2 separate regions of the Homo sapiens genome follow, and region 2 is linked to region 1. The links are chromatin contacts, found by Hi-C or POLR2A ChIA-PET in ENCODE. All regions are on one chromosome and are shown on one strand. The core of a region is the stretch at or near the end of the contact, and the rest is flanking DNA. Distances in the headings are between cores, read along the strand shown. Region 1 overlaps SNTA1 (syntrophin alpha 1). Region 2 overlaps CBFA2T2 (CBFA2/RUNX1 partner transcriptional co-repressor 2).

The links. Hi-C counts contacts between places; a loop is a spot of excess contacts on that map. ChIA-PET counts read pairs that join two places held with the same protein, here RNA polymerase II (POLR2A). Pooled maps may share reads with other maps.
Region 2: a map of tibial artery shows a loop between it and region 1 (2.7-fold over the local background). The contact joins two enhancer-like sites. A Hi-C loop is called at or near these places in 12 of 168 maps with a recorded cell type or tissue (A673, Caco-2, K562 and 8 more), 12 of 37 single-sample maps with no recorded cell type and 23 of 50 pooled maps. POLR2A ChIA-PET finds 5 or more read pairs at or near these places in 7 of 52 experiments (CD8-positive, alpha-beta T cell, H1, K562 and 3 more).

The regions. Positions count from the first base shown.
Region 1 is chr20:33,416,677-33,423,492 of GRCh38, reverse strand. SNTA1 (syntrophin alpha 1) reads left to right here. Exons shown (of 8, transcript NM_003098.3): 3 at 5,570-5,774. Among named protein-coding and RNA genes, the nearest start is that of CDK5RAP1, 19 kb to the right of the region's middle. RefSeq lists enhancers at 1-1,675, 3,928-4,428. Within about 2 kb of position 4,237, at least 8 of the 41 ENCODE cell types and tissues checked have a DNase peak (open chromatin) inside an H3K27ac peak, as active enhancers do.
Region 2 is chr20:33,645,187-33,652,002 of GRCh38, reverse strand. It overlaps CBFA2T2 (CBFA2/RUNX1 partner transcriptional co-repressor 2), which reads right to left. Exons shown (of 11, transcript NM_001032999.3): 11 at 1,973-6,816. Among named protein-coding and RNA genes, the nearest start is that of C20orf144, 14 kb to the left of the region's middle. Within about 2 kb of position 4,247, at least 8 of the 41 ENCODE cell types and tissues checked have a DNase peak (open chromatin) inside an H3K27ac peak, as active enhancers do.

The DNA.
Region 1 (6,816 bases), core at 2,988-5,487:
GGGGCTTGGCTGGGGAGGGTGGGGGCACTGGCCGGGCCTATCTTTGGAGTCTCGAGAATGCTGGCCACAGGGCTGTGGTCGTGCCCTCAGCTCTCTAGGCCATAGGCTTTGGCAGCCCCACCCTGCCTTGTCGGGTGACTCAGGCAGAAATCAGAGAGGGGAGGAGGCCTCAGAGTTGGGCTATTTATGGCCACACTCCGGGGCCCCCAGGACCCCACCCCCACTCTGGGACAGGCCACTTGGTTTGTGAAATGCAAGCCCTGATTCTGGCATCAGCTGGTATGCTGTCCATTTATAGCATGTTCCTGTGGGAAAGGAGGGGGACCCAGATCTGGGATGGCTGGGCGAGCAGGGGATCTGGCAGTTTCTCTGGCTTCAAAGTTGACAAATGTTCATTTGCTGAGCATGTAGCGTATGAGATCTCTGCTGGATTCTGGGGACACAGAGAAGAGTCAGACCAGGTCCCTGCCCTCAAAGTGCTCTCAGCCTAGTTGGGGACACAGACCCTACACAGACAATCACAGGGGAGTGAGGCGTAGGGGACTGCGGAGGTGATGGGTGTGATGGATCCAGACTGAGCATCTGATCACCTCTTCTGAGGTGACCTCTGAGCTGGGCCTGTCTCCTGGGCTATGGCACCTCTTCCCTCCTGCTAAATGAGCCTGTCCTGCCCTGGCATTCATTTTTCCATTCACAGAACACTGATTCTGGGTTGGTTGGTTTGTTTGAAATGGGTCTTGCTCTGTTATCCAGGCTGACTATAGCCTCAACCTTCTGGGCTCAAGCAAGCCTCCCACCTTAGCCTCCCATCTCACCCTCCCAAGTACCTAGGACTACAGATGCACACCACCATGCCCAGCTAGTTTTTTGTATTTTTGGTAGAGACAGGGTTTTGCCATGTTGCCCAGGCTGCTCTCAAACTCCTAGGCTCAAGCGATCTGCCTGCCTCAGCCTCCCCAAGTGCTGGGACTACAGGCGTGAGCTACTGCCCAGCCAACTCTGGGTTTGAAGAGCAAGCCCAGTTTCTTTCTTTTTCTTTTCTTTTTTTTTTTTTGAGACAGAGTCTTGCTCTGTCGCCCAGGCTGGAGTGCAATGGCACGATCTCAGCTCACTGCAACTTCCACCTCCTGGGTTCAAGCGATTCTCCTGCCTCAGCCTCCTGAGTAGCTGGGACTATAGGTGCACGCCACCATGCCCGGCTAATTTTTGTAATTTTAGTAGAGACGAGGTTTCACCACGTTGGCCAAGATGGTCTCGATCTCCTGACCTCGTGATCCACCCGCCTCGGCCTCCCAAGTGCTGGGATTACAGGCGTGAGGCACTGTGCCCGGCAATTTCTTTTAGGAGTTCCCAGTTTTGTGGAGGAGACAACCCTAACACACAGAATCGGAGACCTAGGAAGTATGGGCAAGAAAGGCTGATAAGTGAGAAACACCTGCTTCTTGAGTCCTTAATACTCACCACATGCCTTACAACATTTTATTTAATCCTGACATCTCTCTGAGGCAGACTTTTTTTTTTTTTTTTTTTTTTTTGGAGACAGGGTCTTGCTCTGTCGCCCAGGCTGGAGTGCAGTGGCATAATCTTGGCTTACTGCAACCTCTGCCTCCTGGGCTCAAGCAATCCTCCCACCTCAGCCTCCCGAGTAGCTGGGACTACAGGCGCACACTACCATGCCTGGCTAATGTTTTGTGTTTTTGGTAGAGACAAGGTTTTGCTATGTTGCCCAACCTGGTCTTGAACTCCTGGGCTCAAGCAGTCTGCCTGCCTCGGGCTCCCAAAGTGCTGGGATTACAGGCGTGAGCCACCATGTCTGGCTGTAGTTATTAATCTTTTATTTTTATTATTTTATTATTTTTTATTTTTATTATTATTTTTTTGAGACGGAGTTTCACTCTTGTTGCCCAGGCTGGAGTGCAATGGCACAATCTTGGCTCACTGCAGCCTTTGCCTCCTGTGTTCAAGCAATTCTCCTGCCTCAGCCTCCTGAGTAGCTGGGATTACAGGTGTGCACTACCATGGCCTGGCTAATTTTTGTATTTTTAGTAGAGACAGGGTTTCGCCATGTTGGCCAGGTGGTCTTGAACTCCCAGCCTCAGGTGATCCTCCCGCCTCAGCCTCCCAAAGTGCTGGGATTACAGGCGTGAGCCACTGTGCCCAGCCCTATTCATCTTTTACTGACTAGCAGATTGAGGCCCAGAGAGGTAAATGACCTTGTCCATGGTTACACAGTTAGACAGTGCTGGAGCTGGAATTCAAATCCAAGAGCATCTGACTCCAGAGGGAATTGCATTTTCTTTCTTTCTCTTTTTTTTTTTTTTGAGACAGGGTATCACTCTGTTACCAGACTGGAGTGCAATGGCGTAATCATGGCTTGCTGCAGCCTCTGCTTGCTGGGTTCAAGCGATCCTCCTGCCTCAGCCTCTTGATTAGCTGGAATCACAGGCATGTGTCACCACACCTGGCTAATTTTTTTTTAAATTTTACTTTCTTTTTCTTTTTTTTTTTTGAGACGGGGTCTTGCTCTGTCCCTCAGGCTGGAGTGCAGTGGCGCAATCTTGGCTCACTGGAACCTCCGCCTCCCGGGTTCAAGCAATTCTCCTGCCTCAGCCTCCCAAGTAGCTGGGATTACAGGTGCCCACGACCACGCCCAGCTAATTTTTTTCTGTATTTTTAGTAAAGACAGGGTTTCACCATGTTGGCCAGGCTCGTCTCAAACTCCTGAGCTCAAGCGATCCACCCACTGTGGCCTACCAAAGTGCTGGGATTACAGACATGAGCCACCGCACAAGGCCGGGAACTGCATTTTCAATAGTGTGGAAGTTTGGAAGCTCATACAGCCTCTGAGTAGTTAGTGTGATTGGACCAGAGGGTGAGATTAGGGATATGGCAAGAAGTGAAGCCAGGGAGGAAGACAGGACCTGTGGGCAGGGCCCATGTCCTAGAGGGCATTGAAGTTAGGCAAAGGGTGCAGGGGAGGCAGAGCAGGGCTTTGAGCAGGACGTGGCCACTTGTAGCAAGGAGATGTAGCAGTTGCACCATTGGGGGCTGTATTTGTCAGGATGCTTTTGACTGCAAGTAACAGGAATCCAATTCAATGAGGTTTAAACATCAAAGAAAATGTGTTATCCTCCCGAACATCTTGAGACAGCATGGCTCCAGGGAAGATTAATTTAGGGGCTCATGGTATCATCGAAAACTCAGGTCTCTCCATCTTTCTGCTTCACCATCCTCAATGTGTGGATCCCAAACTTTGTGGTCAAAAAGTAGGCTGGGCACAGTGGTTCATGCCTGTAATCCCAGCACTTTTGGAGGCTGAGGCCGGCGGAGCACCTGAGGTCAGGAATTCAAGATCAGCCTGGCCAACATGGCGAAACCCCATCTCTACTAAAAATACAAAAATTAGCTGGGTGTGGTGGTACGCACCTGTAATCCCAGCTACTTGGGAGGCTGAGGCAGGAGATTCGCTTGAACCCGGGAGGCAGAGGTTGCAGTGAGCCAATACTGCACCATTGCACTCCAGCCTGGGCGACAGAGTGAGACTCTGTCACAAAAAAAAGAAAGAAAAAAAAAGTGGCTGTCGTTGCACTAGGAACAAGCTCCCTCCCAGCAACTTTGAAAGGCTAAAGGAGGAGAAAAGGAAGGCAGTGTTTTTTTCCTCACATCTCATTGGCCAGAACTGTATCATTTGCCCCTTTCTAAACCAATCACAAGCAAAAAGGATGGAATGATCATGATTTGATTTGACCAATCAAGATTCTCCCTCTAAGCTGGGGAGAAGCTGAGCCTCTAGGGCTCAGGGTTCTCTTAGCAAAGGAAAAAGAGGGGAGATGGTTTTTGGCTGTCAAGTAGGCTGTGATATGTCCCACTTCTGCTGCCCTTTGAGACATAATCCAATAGTCAGTCCTGGGGTAAGTCGTTGCTACAGTGATGATAAGTCATTTGAGTCCTAGTCCCCAAAAGTCAGACCCAGGCTTGCTTCTCCCAAAAAAACCTGACCCTGGTTTCTTTCAACATTGCTTCTATCCCAACCCCAATAGGGTTTGTAACTCCCTCTTATTTGCCTCCATTTGCTTTGAATCCTATCTGAGCCTCAGAGGCATCTCCTGCGACAGAAATAGCTTCTTATCTGGTTCTTCCAGGGAGGTGGGCCAAGAATTACTTCCTAACTCCTTCCTGGGCTGTCCACTCACAGGGCACGTTGGCTGGGCTTTGACTGCAGACGTCAGATAGCTAGCAAGCCAGATGGCCCTGGGAGCAGGTGTGGTTGAGAGCAGAGGAAGAGAGGCTGCCCACGGGCTAGCAGGCATCAGGCACCCACAGAGGGTATATCCTTGTTGGGAGAAGAGAGACAAGGTCTTGGGAAAGTCATCATTTTTTTTTTTTTGAGGCAGTCGCACTTCATCGTCCAGGCTGGAGTGCGCAATCTTGGCTCATTGCAACCTTTGCTTCCCATGTTCAAGTGATTCTCATGCCTCAGCCTCTCGAGTAGCTGGGATTACAGGCATGCACCACCCTGCCCAGCTAACCTTTGTATTATTAGTAGAGACAGGGTTTCACCTTGTTGGCCAGGGTGGTCTTGAACTCCTGACATCAAGTGATCCACACTGCCTTGGCCTCCCAAAGTGCTGGAATTACAGGCATGAGCCACCATGCCCAGCCTGGGAGTCTTTTTTTTTTTTTTTTTTTTTTTTTTTTTTGAGACAGAGTCTTGTTATGTCACCCAGGCTGGAGTACAGTGGCACAATCTTGGCTCACTGCAACCTCCTCCTCCCGGGTTCAAGTGATTCTCCTGCCTCAGCCTCCCCAGTAGCTGGGATTACAGGTGCGAGCCACCACGCCCGGCTAGCTTTTGTATTTTCAGTAGAGACGGGGTTTCACCATGTTGGTCAGGCTGGTTTCAAACTTTTGACCTCAAATGATCTGCCCGCCTTGGCCTCCCAAAGTGCTAGGATTACAGGCATGAGCCAACATGCCCAGCCTGGGAAAGTCTTGTAACCACCTTCTTGTATACACTGTCTAGGAGTTCAAGACCAGCAACATGGCGTGACCCCATCTCTACAAAAAATTAATAGCTGGGTGTGGTAGTGCGTACCTGTAGACCCAGCTACTTGGGGAGCTGAGGTGGGAGGATTGATTGATCTGGGAGATTGAGGCTGTAGCGAGCTGTGATCACACCATGGCACTCTAGTCTGGGTGACAGAGAGAAACTGTCTCAAAAAAAAAAAAAAAAAAGTCACATGGCCACACCTCACTGCAAAGGAGGCTGGGAAATAGAGTCTTTCTTCCAGGTGGCTGTATGTCTATTAACCATGGGGAAAATGAGAGAAGGGATATAGGCGGGCCCTATCTCTATATAGGGATAGAGAGAAGGGATACAGTATTTTCTGCTCCACTGCCCTGTCAGAGACTTTAACTTAGAAGAATTTGTTAATATCACTACTGGACTCTTGCTTACTAAGGGTCTAATAGTGACACGTAAATTAAACTCTTAATAAATTAGTGACAATTGTGATATGTGCTGGGAGCCCATGTCACAGTGGTGACTGCTGATGTCTCTCCCAATCAGTCAAGTATATGAAGGACGTCTCACCGTATTTCAAGAACTCTACTGGTGGGACCTCGGTCGGCTGGGACTCACCTCCTGCCTCACCCCTTCAGCGGCAGCCTTCCTCCCCTGGCCCCACACCCCGGAACTTCAGCGAGGCCAAACACATGTCCTTGAAGATGGCATATGTCTCGAAGAGGTGCACCCCCAATGACCCGGAGCCCAGGTAAGGCTGGGGTTGGGAGCAACTCAGATGGACAGATGCCCTGGCGTCAGGTGGTGGGACCAATGGAAAGACACCTCTGTGTTGTACGAATGACCAGCACAATGCCAGGACATAGTAGGTGCTTAAAAAATAGATTGACTGGAAGCCTGAGTGAAGCCATGGAGATGATGGTGTGCTTTGCTTCTCACTTCTTCCTCTGGGCAGCTCACATCTGGGGATGAACTTGGTCTGAGGAAGAACCCTGCGTTCCAGTCCTGGTCCTCTTTGAACTAGGCCCTTTTCCTCACTGACCTTTAGATTCTCCATTGTGAGATGAGGTTGTTGGACTCACTGATCCTCTCGTCTCTTCCCACTCTGCTGGAGCTCTGAGATGTCTGGTAACCTTTTTATCAGGGCCATGGAAGGTTACATCCTTCACATCTGAGCAGCCTTTAACAGTTCATTGATAATACTGAAACCACCTAACATTTACTGAGTGTTTACTGTGTACCCAGCACTGTGTTGAGTGCTTTCCCTGTGCAATATTATTTAGCTCTCACAGAGGCCCAATGGGCAAAGTCCTATTATTTCACCTCCATTTTATTTTATTTTATTATTATTTTTGAGCCAGAGTTTTGCTCTGTCGCCCAGGCTGGAGTGCAGTGGTGCAAAGATCTTGGCTCACTGCAATTTCTGCCTCCTGGGTTCAAGTGATTCTCCTGCCTTAGCCTCCTAAGTAGCTGGGACTACAGGCGCCCACCACCACACCTGGCTAACTTTTTTTTTTTTTTTTTTTTTTTTGACAGAGTCTCACTCTGTTGCCCAGGTTGGAGTGCAATGGCATGATCTTGGCTCACTGAAACCTCTGCCTTCCAGGTTCAAGCAATTCTCCTCCCTCAGCCTCCCAAGTAGCTGGGATTACGGGCGCCTGCCACCATGCCTGGCTAATTATTTGTATTTTTAGTAGAGACGGGATTCTCCATGTTGGTCAGGCTGGTCACGAACTCCTGACCTCAGGTGATTCCCCCGCCTCAGCCTCCCAAAGTGCTGGGATTATAGGTGT
Region 2 (6,816 bases), core at 2,998-5,497, 230 kb before region 1:
TGTTGCCCAGGTTGGTCTCAAACTCCTGGAATCAAGTGATCTCAGCCTCCGAAAGTGCTGGGATTACAGGTGTGAGCCGCCACGCCCGGCCCAGTTTTTCTTTCTTTTTCTCAAGCAGGGACAGAGCTGTTTCCAATTCAGTTTCCATTGCAGATGGGCAGATTTTCCCTGCCGCCTTTTCACGGTGCCAAAGGTGCTGAGCTACCTGCCATTGTGGAAAGGCCCCGGTTTTGTTTCCGTACTTTGTATATGCTCAAAACCAAGCCTCACATTGCGCCTAGAGGCAATCTCCCTCCAACTCTTGAGTTCTTGGAAATGTCCTATCTGTGACCTCAGCAATACAGTTAAAAGTACATTCATTATAATTTATCTGGCATCTGGGTGTTTTGTGGTCACGAAAAGATTTTCAGCCTGCCATTTCTATGGCACATTCCGTTTCCACCAACATAGTGCTCTTGTGGAGGGCTGACAGTCCCATGACTGAGATCTTGTCATTGTTCTAGGTGGGCAGATTGCAGTGCAGCCCAGAAAGGTTTGCAGTTGGCACCACCTGCACCAAAGATCATACAGCCAACCCCTACGCCATAGGCTAGCCCTTCTCCTCGTCTCCAGATCTAGTAACCAGTCCCTCTCCCCTTGCATTCTAGGGGATTGTGAAGCTAGTGGTCCCAACGAGCCTCTTGGGCAAGGCTGTTCAGGAGAGGCGGGTCTCAGGGAGAGAGCACAGATGGGTATCTGAGTGACAGAAGTGAGGCCTCAGCTCACCAGCTGGTAAACCGGACTGGCAGCCTGAAATTCCACACACAGGTGTGCCTGCACCAGCCTTAGGGCCACGGAAAGTACCACCCAGGGGCTGCTGGAGGCAACACAAGCTGTTGGGCTTTTAGGGAGAGTAGTTTGTACAGATTTCAAGGATCCAAGAAATGTTCAGTATCAAAAACCCCCACTTTGGAAAATTATCCTAGGGAAATAAATAATGCGAAGAAAGAGTATGCATAGAAGATGTATGCCACACTGGAAAACGCGAAAGCGATCCAATTGCCCAACAGAAGGTGAAGGGTTAAAAAAAATTATGGCCTCAATTAAATGATGCAACCATTTAGCAAATAAATTAAATTGGAAGGCAACAGTAAAATTACCTGTGATTTAACATCAGTGTCATAAGGACATAAGTGAATATTTGACAAGTCCAGGTATGTTTGTTAACATTTGTGTTAAAATTTTACAAGAAAATACATGTTACTAGAAAATATATCCACAAGTCCACCACCCTGTTCAGGCAGGACAGATGGTCAGATTCTCTGTGGTTCATTTTTCCTTATTACAAGATAATTTGGCCGGGTGCAGTGGCTCATGCTTGTAGTCCCAGGACTTTGGCGGGGGCGAGGCAGGCAGATCGCTTGAGCCCGGGAGTTTGAGGCCAGCCTGGGCAACATGGTGAAACCCTGTCTCTATAGAAAATACAAAAAATCAGCCAGGCGTGGTAGCCCATGCCTGTAGTTCCAGTTACTTAGGAGGCTGAGGTGGGAGGATTGCCTGAGTCTGGGAGGTGGAGGCTGCACTGAGCTGTGATCGTGCCACTGCATTCCAGCCTGGGCAACAGAGACCCTGCCCCCTCCCCACAAAACAAAACGAAACACCACTTAAAAGAAATAACGGGGAGTGTCTGGAAGCTGTTGTTGGCCCTTGACCGCAGGCCCACTGGTGGGCTCCAGCAGCCAGCCTGGTTGGGCCTGGTCCCCACAGGGCACTGACCAGTTGGTGCAGCTGGCTTTCCAGAGAGGCCAGTTCCAGGCACATGGGGTGCAGACACCCCCTGCTTCATGCCCTTGGATGCTCTTCAGGCCACGACTAGAACCAGTTGAGGCCCCTCTCTCCCTCTTCCTCAAGGATTTGGGAATTAGGGTGAGGGGACACCTCCTAGTGTAGGGACCACCTTTCCTCCCGGTCCCATTCCAGCTTGAGGCAGAAAAGGAATATAGCCTTTTTATTGACTACTTTAAGTAGAACAAACTAAATACATATTTAACAGTTTTGGTTCATTTATACAGTACATTAAATAAGTTATGCACAGAGTTAGGTAACAAAAATTCCTATCAGAGTAAAATGACAAAGCACAGAAAAACCAGATTCTAATGCATTCTGTGGGTGGTGTCACATTCATCATCCCCCTTTAAAAACCACGCGTGGAGGCTTCGTTTTCTATTTATTTACATTATTGGCTTTCTTTTGTGAGCGGAGCCTTTGTAGCCTCGTCAGGAAGTTGGAAAGCCACGTTAAGGGGACTGAAGGCCTCTTGGCGCAGCAGCCCTTTCAATCATTCGCCTAATGCTTATTGCTGCTTCTCTGCCGACTCCAAGGTAGGGATGGGGCTGTCCCCAACAGACACCAGCGCACATGCCCTATTTGGTATAAGCATCACTGAGTGTACACTGGGCAGCCGTAGGCTCGACCAGATGGGGTCTGTGAGGGAAGCTCCACCTCAGGGGCTGTGGAGGGGGAGGAGGGGACACAAGGCCCGCCCCTCAGGCCTCCTAACCTTCTCTTAGCTCACGATGGAAAAGGTCACCTGCACCATCATCTTTGGAAATGAGCACGTCGATGCCCGAGGAAAGAGGCAGGTAGTCAACGTTTTGGTTTCACAAGAACTACAGACACTCCAGAGTTGGAAGGGCCCTGCGGAGCCGCTGGCACAGCCCCCACCGCAATCTGGGCAGGGCTGCTCTCGACAGCTGGCCATCTGGCCCGTGCTGGAACAGTCCATGCTCCGCTGGCTATTCTTCCGTTTGGTTCAGACACGCTACCACCCAGTTTTCTGCAAACAGCTTAAAAAAAAAAATCTAAGGAAGTTGGTTTGGTCTACTGACCTGGGAGCCTGGAAACCTTGTTTCTAGTTCAGTTCTGAAGAAAGCCTCCAAGAAGTGTTCTATTTTCAGTGATTTATTCAATTCTACAGTTTCCAGGACAGATGGCCATCCGGTCATTCTGTTTTCATTTTGAAGAGCTCACTACCGTACAATTCCAGCTGTGCTGAACCTTCAAACGCACTTGTTGCGATATCCTCTAGAACTACCCAGAATGATGTCTATACCCTTTGCAAGCAGGTGACAAGCCGAGGCTTACTAACTCTGGGACAGGGCTGTACAAAGTAAAGCATGGGTTTTCTGTCTGGAAGCTGAAGATGTCAAGTTGACACTAAGCAGTGATGAACTCCTGGTGACCTTCTGGCCCAAATGGGCAAAGGAAATCCACGCTGCAGAGAGCGGGCAGCAGCCAAGGCCAGGTGTGGACTTGTGGTGGCAAGATGTGTCCTGTTTCCAGACAGACATTTCTAACCCAGCACTGCCCTAGAAATAATCTACGCAATCGGTGACCCCACGGTCACCCAACCGTGCCTGAGCGGATCTGCTAGAGCACCAGCCCTGGAGCTGCAGGGCCCCCCAGTGTGGAGTGCCCCCACCTCCCGAAGTGGACTGCCTAGGCCTAGGCTTAAACAACTTCTTGAGTCACCTTCCCCACTGGATGAGTCAGGCACGGTGCAGGCAAGTGGGGACAAAAAGGACAAGCAAAGACGTGAAACCCAGCCCTCAAGAAACTCTGGGGACATCTGGCATCTTTGGTCTTCTCTGGTCCCTGCAATCATTCCTCACTTGGCCGACCATAATGTCCCACAACTCATCAGTGTTCCTTGGCGGGTGGTGCTGAGCACTGGTCTCACCCTAGACATGTCTGGCTGATGGCCAGTCACATGTTGCATCTCTTTTTAGTTTCTAGGTTTCTGAAGAGCCTGCGCTTGACTGATACCTTCTGTACCACCATGCCAGCTCCTCTTTGCCTTTTATGTCACTGCAAATATGAACTGTAGAGGTCAGTCCTCTAAGCAGGCTGAATTTCCACTCCCCACCTGGTAGCTGAGGTGCTGTCAGCAGAGGCTGGGAACCACGCAAGGAACCTGGATTCGCTCCTGCGCCTCTAGCTGCCTACCCCGCCCCAATGGTGCTCCTCCTCCTGACCAGAGAGTTGGAGAATTTCAGAAAGGGATTCTTGAAATGTGAATAGAAGGTCCTGGGCAGAGGCCCTCGTGACTTCTGTGTGAAACTGACCAGAATTAACACAGCAGAAGGTTTGCAAACTGAGCTTCAGTGTGGAATACTGCCCAGGTTTGCAGATCAGCCTCTGGGCAGCACGAGCAGGGTGGAAGAGCATTACAAAGATTCAGAAAACGAAACTGTCACAGCAACCACAGCCCACAAGAGCAGGCCAGGCTCTGCACACCAAACCTAAGCCTTAGCCACAGAAATGGGCATCGAGCCCTAATAAATATTATTTTGTTGGTTTTGGCTCCTTATTCCAACCAGTAAAAGCATGAGCTACCCTGGCTAGTTTTATGGCCACTGGAGATTTTAAAAACCTGCTCAAGACCGGACACAGTGGCTCATGCCTGTAATCCTGGCACTTTGGGAGGCCAAGGTGGGGGGATCACCTGAGGTCCGGGGTTTGAGACCAGCCTGACCAACAAGGAGAAACCCCGTCTCTACTAAAAATACAAAATTAGTTGGGCGTGGTGGCGCATGCCTGTAATCCCAGCTACTCAGAAGGCTGAGGCAGGAGACTCGCTTGAACCTGGGAGGCAGAGGTTACCGTGAGCCGAGATTGCGCGATTGCACTCCAGCCTGGGAGACAAGAGAGAAACTCCCGTCTCAAAACAAACAAACAAACAAAATAACAATAAAAAACCTGCTTAAGGTGTTAATCCAACAAATCCATGAAAAACTAGTAAGCTGTTGTAATGGCTCTGTGACCTGTGAGACAGCCATGTCTCATGCAAATGTGGCCCTGTCCGGGGTACTGACTCCGTCCCCCTTAGAGTTCCCCACCAAGGACTGTGGCTTAAGGAGGCAGATGGGGTCGGGGGATACCCATGTATTAGGCTGACTGGAAAACTGTGGGGCTTATGTGTTCCACAGCAAAGGAACATGATTCTCTGCTGTTGTTTCACTGGTCACACCTTACTTTAGGCAATGGAAATCTAGGCATTTTAAAGGTGTCGTGCACTAGATTTCTTTGTAAGACTGAAAATGCTTGGTTAGAGTAAATTAGGGACTTGAAATTCTTTAATTTTGCCTTTTTTTTTTTTTTTTTGAGACAGAGTTTTGCTCTGTTGCCCAGGCTGGAGTGCAGTGGTGGAATCTCGGCTCACTGCAACCTCTGGCTCACAGGTTCAAGAGATTCTCTTGCCTCAGCCTCCTGAGTAGCTAGGATTACAGGTGTGTGCCACCACACCCGGCTGATTTTTCTATTTTTTTTTTATTAGAGACAGGGTTTCACCATGTTGGCCAGGTTGGTCTTGAATTCCTGACCTCAAGTGATCTGCCTGCCTCGGTCTCTCAAAGTGCTGGGATTACAGGAGTGAGCCACTGCGCCCAGCCAGGACTTGAAATTCTTACAGTAAGATGTACCTGTATCCAAGGAGAAGGCTACCTGTGTGGATCCCTTTTCCTTTATGGTACTGACAACTTTTATTTTAGACTCTGGTCAGTGCACAGAAGGTGGAGATTTAAACTTGTGCTTCAAAGGCCAGCTGGAGCAGGGCCAATTAAACTTACTCCAACTGATTTCTGGGTGTGAGAGGATGCCAGAGGCTCAAAGATGGAGAGCAGGAGGGGTCGGGGTCCTCAGACTCCCATCAAAACCAAAAAGACAGGCCGGGCATGGTGGCTCACGCTTGTAATCCCTGCACTTTGGGAGGCCAAGGCAGGTCACCTGAGGTCAGGAGTTCGAGATCAGCCTGGCCAACATGGTGAAACCCTGTCTCTACTAAAAATACAAAAATTAGCTGGGCGTGGTGGTGGGCGCCTGTAATCTCAGCTACTCGGGAGGCTGAGGCAGGAGAATTGCTTGAACCTGGAAGGCAGAGGTTGCAGTGAGCCAAGATCATGCCACTGCACTCCAGCCTGGGCAACAGAGTGAGACTTTGTGTTAAAAAACCACCACAACAACAAAAAACAAAACCCAAAAAGACAGGGAAGAATGTGGGAGGCAGTTCCTAACATTCTGAAAGGGATATGAGTGATGTCCCATTTGAAAATGGGAAGCTAGGAAGAAAAATTGATCAGCTTTTCCCAAAATGGTTCACATTTCATAAAACCTTTCTGATGAGCTCAAGGAGGGACGCTATCAGATAACACAAGAGAAGGAAACAGAAGTTGTGTGCCTGATGATAAATCAACATAGTAGATATAATGACCTGTAACTATGAGGTCTGAAGAATTCTTTGAGGTCCAGGAGGGCTTTTCAGATGAGACCAGGCCTTGACAGTGGGGGCAAGTCCTACCAACCTGCACAGCACATCCAGCAGGACAACTGTGGCTCAGCAGGTGCCAAATGGAGCCCATGGGCAGAAGATGCCCACAGCGTTCCAGATGTGTGTGGTCTGAGAGATAAAAGGACACAGAACAAGATGACTGTGCAAATAGCCAAGTGGTGGCAGAAGTTCTGCATTTCCAAGAGATGATCCACTCAATAATTTGACGATACTAGTTGGCCAACATGCTCAGAGAAAACAGACTATCCACAACTGAGCCTCATTCTCTCTCAGATCAATCCATGTGCTGGAAACTATTTTCTGCACAAGCAAAATCAAATGAGAAAAAAAACAGGTCCCAAACTAAAGTAGCCAGCAAGGTTGGAAAATCTTGTCCAAAATCATCTGTGATGTGGGGGAAGTTTTATTTGTTTTATGTTTTTGCTACTACGGGTGCTTTTATTGCAACAGTGACTTCTTTCCTGTGGACTCTGAGATCTTATCAAGTCTGA